Regions from separate parts of the Homo sapiens genome. Here all the other regions are linked to region 3. The links are chromatin contacts, found by Hi-C or POLR2A ChIA-PET in ENCODE. All regions are on one chromosome and are shown on one strand. Each heading gives the region's core, a stretch centred on a gene start or an enhancer-like site at or near the end of the contact. The rest is flanking DNA. Distances are from core to core; before and after follow the strand shown. Region 1 overlaps SRCAP (Snf2 related CREBBP activator protein). Region 2 overlaps LOC124903679 (a long non-coding RNA gene). Region 3 holds the start of ARMC5 (armadillo repeat containing 5).

What was found. Hi-C counts contacts between places; a loop is a spot of excess contacts on that map. ChIA-PET counts read pairs that join two places held with the same protein, here RNA polymerase II (POLR2A). Pooled maps may share reads with other maps.
Region 1: POLR2A ChIA-PET joins it to region 3 with 13 read pairs in activated naive CD4-positive, alpha-beta T cell. The contact joins the enhancer-like site here to the promoter of ARMC5 in region 3. POLR2A ChIA-PET finds 5 or more read pairs at or near these places in 2 of 52 experiments (HEK293 and activated naive CD4-positive, alpha-beta T cell).
Region 2: a loop to region 3 is called in a pooled map, with 4 times the contacts of the local background. The contact joins the enhancer-like site here to the promoter of ARMC5 in region 3. A Hi-C loop is called at or near these places in 1 of 168 maps with a recorded cell type or tissue (chondrocyte), 1 of 37 single-sample maps with no recorded cell type and 6 of 50 pooled maps. POLR2A ChIA-PET finds 5 or more read pairs at or near these places in 5 of 52 experiments (Caco-2, PC-9, Panc1 and 2 more).

What each region holds. Positions count from the first base shown.
Region 1 is chr16:30,713,961-30,716,660 of GRCh38, reverse strand. It overlaps SRCAP (Snf2 related CREBBP activator protein), which reads right to left. Exons shown (of 34, transcript NM_006662.3): 17 at 459-595; 18 at 182-368. Among named protein-coding and RNA genes, the nearest start is that of SNORA30, 4.8 kb to the right of the region's middle. Within about 2 kb of position 1,384, at least 12 of the 41 ENCODE cell types and tissues checked have a DNase peak (open chromatin) inside an H3K27ac peak, as active enhancers do.
Region 2 is chr16:30,804,669-30,807,368 of GRCh38, reverse strand. All of the region lies in intron 1 of LOC124903679 (a long non-coding RNA gene), which reads right to left. Among named protein-coding and RNA genes, the nearest start is that of ZNF629, 19 kb to the right of the region's middle. RefSeq lists silencers at 1,632-1,721, 1,862-1,921. Within about 2 kb of position 1,393, at least 36 of the 41 ENCODE cell types and tissues checked have a DNase peak (open chromatin) inside an H3K27ac peak, as active enhancers do; they include PC-9, where a contact is called at or near this core.
Region 3 is chr16:31,458,175-31,460,874 of GRCh38, reverse strand. ARMC5 (armadillo repeat containing 5) reads right to left here and starts at 1,374. Exons shown (of 6, transcript NM_001105247.2): 1 at 876-1,374. The coding sequence starts at 1,350. RefSeq lists a silencer at 826-1,175 and enhancers at 1,366-1,705, 1,704-2,244.

The DNA of each region.
Region 1 (2,700 bases), core at 135-2,634, 740 kb after region 3:
AAGTCAAAAAAATATTAAGTTGAACCATCGTTAAGTCACATGGCTAGAGTACAATAAAACTAAGGGAATGATAGGGGAGTCATGAGGATGCAAAAGTCAGACCCCAGTCTAACGAAAAGAGGTACATGGTTGGAGTAATGCCGATAACCTTTACATTTCATATTAATGGAATCATACTTACCTGGAGGGGATGGACATCCGTGGCCCTTAGCACCAGAGAGGCGGTGCTGAAGCAGATGCCTGGGGTGATGAAAGGGGAGGTAACCGGTCGAGGGTCGAACAGATTTGGATGATTGCAAACTTTTCTCAGCTGCATCAAAATGTTGATGACGCTCATGAAATGGCCTGTGGCTAGTGTCTCCTTAGTTCTGGGGAAAGAGGAAAAATAAATGAGACGTCCTAACAGCCACCTACACTCCAATCTCGAGTCCCAGGGCCCACCCTCCTTCCTCCCTTACGTGGTCTGTGCCATGAAGTCATCATAGAGACAGCGTTGACGCTTGGAGAGCCTGCAGCGGATAACATGCTCGTACTTTTTGGGCATCTGCTTCTCAACATCCACCTTAACTCGGCGCAGTAAAAAAGGCCTCAAAACCTAAAAGCAAATTAAGCTGGAGGCTAAACAGGAGAACTCAGGCACCGAGCCCCAGCCTAAGCCCCTCAGCAAACACTAATGGAGTCATACGGCACACCATATCAGACACCAACCACACAAAGATGAGTCAACTGCAAGCCCTCAAGGGATCTGCTGTCTGCTGAAGGAGACAGACACAAAATGATACCATGACACAGGAAGTGATATAAGGAAGCACTGTGGGCAGACCAACTACGCAGAATAGAAAACTCAAACTAGATTTTGAGGAGTAATTGTTAAGTTTACAAGATGATGCAAATAAATCTAGAAGATGAGGAGAATAAAAACTGTGGCCTTGACAGGAGATAAAACAAAAGGCAAATCTGTAATCTCAGAAGATAAAATCTAATAGGACACAGTCATCAATGTCTACAGTGACACGGAAGAAGTAAAGGAACAGAGATAAATGAAGGAAAAGTAATAGTTAAGGAAGACTTCCTGTTTTCTTTTTTTTTTTTTTTTGATACAAAGTTGCGCTCTGTCACCCAGGCTGGAGTGCAGTGGCGCAATCCTGGCTCACTGCAAGCTCTGCCTCCCGGGTTCATGCCATTCTCCTGCCTCAGCCTCCTGAGTAGCTGGGACTACAGGCACCCGCCACCGCGCCCGGCTAATTTTTTGTATTTTTAGTAGAGACGGGGTTTCACCATTTTAGCCAGGATGGTGTTGATGTCCTGACCTCGTGATCCGCCTGCCTCAGCCTCCCAAAGTGCTGGGATTACAGGCGTGAGCCACCGCGCCCGGCCGACTTCCTGTTTTCTAGCTTAGTTTACCGAATGATAGTGATTGACCAAGATGAAGTAGAAATAACAGGCTATAAGGCCAGAGATGTCTAGCTTAGAACAGTGTTGAGTTCAAGAGGAACTCTCAATTAATGATAGCAAATCAGAAATTTAAATACAGGTCAAGTGATCTAGAAAGTCAAGGAATTTTAGTACAGACTGGAGAGTCTTTATCACATAAGAAATAGTCAAAGCCTTAGGAATGAGTAGGCCTGTGAGATATGCAGACTGAGAAGACAAAAAAAGTAAAGATCAGAATGCTGAAAGATGTTGTGATTTAAAAGTTGGGCGAAAAAGGAAGAGCCAAAGAAGACCAGAGAGAGAAAACACCAACAATATGAAGTTGAAGAAATCCAAGCAGGGATCAATCAGCAGTACCATTCTACTCAAAGACAGTAAGGACAAAAACATCACCATTTAAAAAAAAACAAAAAACAAACAGGCTGGGAACGGTGGCTCACACCTGTAATCCCAACACTTTGGGAGGCCAAGCGGGGGCAGGGCGGATCACTTAAGGTCAGGAGTTCGAGACCAGCCTGGCCAACATGGCGAAATCCGCCTCTACTAAAAATAACAAACATTAGCTAGGCATCGTAGTGCAGACCTGTAACCCCAGCTACTCAGGAGGCTGAGGCAGGAGAATCGCTTGAACCTGGGAGGTGGAGGTTGCAATGAGCCAGATCACGCCACTGCACTCCAGCCTGGGTGACAGAGAGAGACTCTGTCTCAAAAAAAAAAAAGCCCGGCACGGTGGCTCACACCTTTAATTCCAGGATTTTCGGAGGCCGAGGCAGGCAGATCACGAGGTCAGGAGATCGAGACCATCCTGGCTAACACGGTGAAACTCCGACTCTACTAAAAATACAAAAAATTAGCCGGGCGTAGGCCGGGCGCGGTGGCTCATGCCTATAATCCCAGCACTTTGGGAGGCCGAGGCAGGCGGATCATGAGGTCAGGAGATGGAGACCATCCTGGCTAATACGGTGAAACCCCGTCTCTACTAAAAATACAAAAAATTAGCCCGGCGTGGTGGTGGGCGCCTTTAGTCCCAGCTACTCGGGAGGCTGAAGCAGGAGAATGGCATGAACCTGGGAGGCAAAGCTTGCAGTGAGCCAAGACCGCGCCACTGCACTCCAGCCTGGGCGACAGAGTGAACTCTGTCTCAAAAAAAAAAAAAAAAAAATTAGCCAGGCTTTGTGGCGGGTGCCTGTAGTCCTGGCTACTCGGGAGGCTGAGGCAGGAGAATGGTGTGAACCCAGAAGGCGGAGTTTGCAGTGAATGGATATT
Region 2 (2,700 bases), core at 144-2,643, 650 kb after region 3:
AAGAAAGAAAGAAAAGAAAAGAAAAAAGAAAAAGAAAAAAATGTGAAAGCATCTGTCGTTCTCTGGCACACACTAGGTGCTTGATGCCTTTGATGCCTATCAATTTCCCTCTCTGTCCTTTCTTTGGGAAACTACTTCTCCCAATATAACTTCAAGAGTTTGAAGTTGTATTTTTTTTTTTTTTTAATTGAGACGGAGTCTTGCTCTGTCGCCGAGGCTGGAGCGATCTCGGCTCACTGCAAGCTCCGCCTCCCGGGTTCACGCCATTCTCCTGCCTCAGCCTCCGGAGTAGCTGGGACTACAGGCGCCCGCCACTACGCCCGACTAATTTTTTTGTATTTTCAGTAGAGACGAGGTTTCACCGTGTTAGCCAGGATGGTCTCGATCTCCTGACCTCGTGATCCCCCCGCCTCGGCCTCCCAAAGTGCTAGAATTACAGGCATAAGCCACCATGCCCAGCTAATTTTTGTATTTTTAGTAGAGATGAAGTTTCGTCATTTGGCCAGGCTGGTCTCGAGCTCCTGACCTCAAGTGATCCGCCTGCCTCAGCCTCCCAAAGTGCTGGGATAACAGGCTTTAGCCATCGCGCCTGGCCATTGGCTCCAATAAAAAAAAGAAAAAGAAAAAGAAAAGAAACACTCTTTGCCAGTTGAAACACATTTCCCAGTTGCATCTGCCAATCTGTGACCTCTACTTAGGGAACCAAGATAGATCAGGTTAGAGAGGTAGGCTTGAGCCAGGTTTCAAATCCTCTTGAGAGGTGGGCTTGAGCCAGGTTTCAAATCGTCTTGAATGCCAAGCTGAGTTTTGACTTGAACTCACAGGCAGTGAGTAAATCACTAAAAGGTATTTTTGGAACGAGGGGTGGCCTGAGGCAAGGATTTGGGGACTCCTTGTAGTGGAGTTTCACGTGAAATAAAAGGGAGAGGCAGGCAAGGTTGCAGGTTGTTGCAACGACACAGGTTTGCGGCAGTACGGCTGAGGGAGGGCTGGAAAGACGGGTTGGATGGAAAAGATGAAGCATAAAAGTATGGTCAAGGGAGGACGAGGGAAGCGGACGGAAAGCAGGAGAGAAAAACTGAGGTTCCGATTTGATTGAGAATGAACCCTCTCTCGGGAGGAGGGGCCAGGTAGTTTAGTTTGGTGCTGGTAGTGCTGAGTTTGAGAAGCTGACCCCAAAATCTGGTCTTGACCGCAACACGGAGTGGGGCCTGAGCTCCTCGGTGCAGCCCCAGCTCCGCTACTCGCTGCTGAACGACCTTGGACGAGCCCATGTCTAAATCAGACTTGATAAAGGAGTCGCCTCTAAGGAGGAACTGGGATCCCCTCCTTCCCAGGCTGGTGCTCGGGAGGGTGGAGGATGGAAGGAGCGGGTCCTTCCCCCAGGGAGCTCGGGGTCTACAGCAGGGCGGGGAAGCGGCCCTTCCAGAAGAGGCAGGAGAGGGTCGCTCCCTCGGCCAGCCTCGGGCCGCCTGGGCTTTACTGGGAAAAGCAGCCGAGGTCCTGGAAGAGTCGCGCCCCGCGGCCCCCGAGGAGAGCCGCGGCCCTCTCCTTGCCTCCCCAGCGCCTGATTCTCCCTTGCTGGAATTCGGGAGTCAGGGATGCCTTTGGGGAATCCCTTCCCCTCCTTCGGTCCTCGGCACTGCCTCTGAGCTCGGAGGCCCCGGTCGCCTGGGCCCGGACGCCGGCCCGGACGCCAGCCCGGGAAGCAGCAGGTCAGGAGCGGGAGCCGGAGCCAAAGCTGGACCCAGGCCGGAAGTGCGGCGCCCTCCGTGGGCCTCTCTAGGAGCGGAGGCGACCGCGTCTCAGTGGGAATAACCCCTTCAGCTCCGGGAGGCCGTCGCCGCGTGAGGTGTTCGCTCGCTTTCCTCCTGAGAAGGGCCGAATGATGGCCGCTAGTCACTCTGGGGACATTTGGAGGATTGAATGCCTGTAACCGCGCAGGGCCCACGGCCTGGGTTTCCATCCCCGATCCGCCTCATGGCTGAGCTCCTCGGACAAGTTATTCAACCTCTCTGAGTCACAGCTTTCTTCCTTGCAAGGGGTTGCTGTAAGGATTCCATGAATTAATGCATGTGCAGCACTCAGAAGAGAGGCTGGACCCCGCGTGGTGGCGCGCGCCTGTGATCCCAGCACTGGGAGGCCAAGGCGGGAGGATAGCGTGAGCCCAGAGGCTTGAGGCTGCAGTGAGCTATGATCACGCCACTGCATTGCAGCCTGGGTGACAGTGAGACACTGTCTGGAGGGGAAACAAAAAAGCTATATATCATTTTTTTCCATTATTTATACTCTGCTATAAAAGAACTTTTGGTGGAGGGTCACGTTTGAGACATGAGAATAAGAAACATGATAAAAATGATAGTAATAACTGCTATTTACTGAGAGCCTTCTGTGTGCTAGGTTCCTTACACACCTTATCTCTATAACCTCAGGGCAATTCTGTGAAGGGAATGTTAATATTATTCCCATTTTATGGATTAAGAAACGGGTTAGGCCAGGCGTGGTGGCTCACGCCTGTAATCCCAGCACTTTGGGAGGCCGAGGCAGGTGGATTACAAGGTCGGGAGTTCAAGACCAGCCTGGCCAACGTGATGAAACCCCCTCTCTACTGAAAGTATAAAAATTAGCCGGGTGTGGTGGCGGGCGCCTGTAATCCCAGCTACTTGGGAGGCTGAGGCAGGAGAATCGCTTGAACCCAGG
Region 3 (2,700 bases), core at 125-2,624:
TAGGAGGCACCAATTTAGCTGGTAAACAGAAAAGCTTATGTTTTGCTAGGATTTGTTCTTACTGTGCTGGTTTTAATTATTTTTATTTATTTTTTCCTGCTTCCTAAGCGACTACTGATTTGTTTGGTTTTCTAAGATACGAGGTCTTGTTACGTTGCCCAGGCTGGAATGCAGTGGCTATTCACAGGCAGTCATTGTTCACTGCAGCCTCAACCTCCTAGGCTCAAGGGATCCTCCCGCCTCAGCCTCCCAAATAGCTGGAACTACAGGCGCGTACCACTGCACCCAGCTTATGCTAGTTTTTAATAACTTGAAATACGTATCATGCTTAGAATATTTGCATATTCGTGCCATATTTGTACTTCGTTTTCTCCCCACTCTGATTTTTTTAGGTAGCTATTATTGCCCCATTTTACAAGGAATCCTAGCCTCGGAGGGGTTAGGTGACTTTTGCAGATCTCCCTTTCTGAACCACTACACCTTCCAGCTCATCAGTGGGGCTTCAGAACCTTGCACAGGGCCGGACACATAGTTGGGCACTGAATGTCTGCTATGAACATCATAACTGGACGGTAAGAATCATCTGAAAAAATCACCAAATAACTCTTTGGCCTCCGCTAGTCCAGCTTCGAAAGAAGTCCTCAACAACCAATTCCTAGATAATGGCTACAATTATCTGGTCTGGGAGGGCTCTCTCTCATCTATAGAGAGTGCAGTGACGTCACGGGGCACAACAGATTGAGAAACAGGAGCGATGCGCCATCACAAAGCACGTTATTCCGGGATAGGACACAAAGAACTCCAGACTGCCCGGGTCTAGAGAGCAAGGGAGTTGCAAACCTAATCTTTCTAGGAAACGGGGGCGGAGCACTTACCCAAAGGGAGTATGCCTCCGAGTCTGCGCACTTCGGTCCGGCACGCCCCTTCCGTACAGCAATCGGCTAGGATGCTGAGCGCCAAGTCCAGCGTCTTGCGCAGGCGCACTGGCGGCGTAGGACTAGACGACGACACAGCGGAGGGGGCGGGGCCCGACGCGGGGGCGGGGCTAGAAGCTCCCGACGCGGCCGACGAGGGGGCGGAGCCGGGGCCTGCCTGGGACGGGGCGGAACCCGCTGCAGCCGCTCGCCGTAGCAGCGCGAGTAGGGGGCGGAGCCCGCCGCGTGCCCGGAAGCGCTCGATTCCCCCCGCTGCCTTGATGTGGCGCGTGCGGAGGGCTAGGAGCGCGCGGCTCAGGGGTGTCTCGTTGGTCGCTGGGTCCTTTTCCCCACCCAGAGCCTCCCCGGCCGCCGCCGCGAGCTGCGCGAGGCAGAACGAGAGCGAGTCCGTGAGGGTTGGCTTCGCAGCCGCCATCTTGGCTCGGGCCTCAGACTCCGCCCCGCTTCTCGCCGCTGATCCCAGGGAGCGGAACTGGAAGACAGGGAAATCGTCGGGCACCGCCTCGCTGACGCTGTTTAGCGCCACCGCAGTGATGCAAGTCGGAAGTTGTAGTTCTCGACCCCGGAAGTCTGTCCTTGCACACGAGGCGCGGCAGTACCTTAATCGCAGCGCATCCTGGGACGTGCGGGCGGTGCATGAGGGAGATGTGGTCCGCGTCGAGCTTCTCACGCCTACCTCGGGAAGCGCTGGAAACTCTTCCAGGGCCCTCCAGGTGGGCCAGGGCCTCCGAACAGCCCAGAAGTCCGACCACGGAGCCTTCGTGCCGTGCCCCGCCCCCGGCGTGCACTCGGCGGGGACCGCCTTTTCTCCTCTAGGCTCGCTTCGCTGCCCCCCAGCGGTGGTGCGGCCCGGCCTTGGGACGGACTCCGAGAACCCCGAGCCGGGCCGAAAGTGCGGGGTCCTGACCGCGCCGCAGACGGGGAGCCCTCGCTCGGTCAGAGGAAGAAGAGGGTTAAACCTACCGAGAACGTTCGCTGCCGCTTCCTAGAGTGACGGGCTTGTGGAATTTTCCGTTTCCGGAGCTGGACCCCGGTGTCCCGAGTGTCCTCCGCTCTGGACGTGCTCGTGAGCTCAGGAGCTGGCATCTAGGAAACGGGGAGTTCTTCACTCGCAGCGCAGTCGGCCGCGCCAGAAGAGGCGAGGGAGAATCCGGACGGGGCGGGGCGGCGGGGGAGCGGGACATTCGCGTCCCGGGGAGCCCCCAGGTCACCCCTGGATTGCGAGGTGGCTCCGCCTGAGCAGCCCTTCCTGGTGTGGTCGGGGCAGCTGCCCGCCCGGAAAATGGTCAGGCTCTAGCCCTGGGGAGGAAGAAGCCTTTGCCAAGAGCAACCGTCTACAAGCCCCAAAACCTGCGAGTGCCGGAAATGTGGACTGACCACAGCCTGCCTCCCCGGCTTCATTCACCACCAAGGCAGCCCCTCTGGTGACAAGCCTTACCGTTGTCCGGGTTATGGCAGAAGCTTCCGATGTGGCTCTGATCTGGTTAAGCACCACTGGGTACACACCGGTGAAAAGCCGTACTCCTGCCCCGAGTGTGACCATCGCTTCGGCCCTATGCCTGTGCCTAGTGTGGTAAGACTTTCAGCGTCAGCTCCAACCTGATCCAGCACCAGCGCGCTCACACCGCTAAAAGCCTTACCGCTGAGGGGACTGCGGCAAGAGTCTCAGCCTTGGCTCCACCCTGTTGCAGCACCTGCGCTCCACATGGGTGAGAAGGCCTCTAAGTGCCTTGTTTGTAGTAAGAGTTTTGTGCACAGTTGGAAT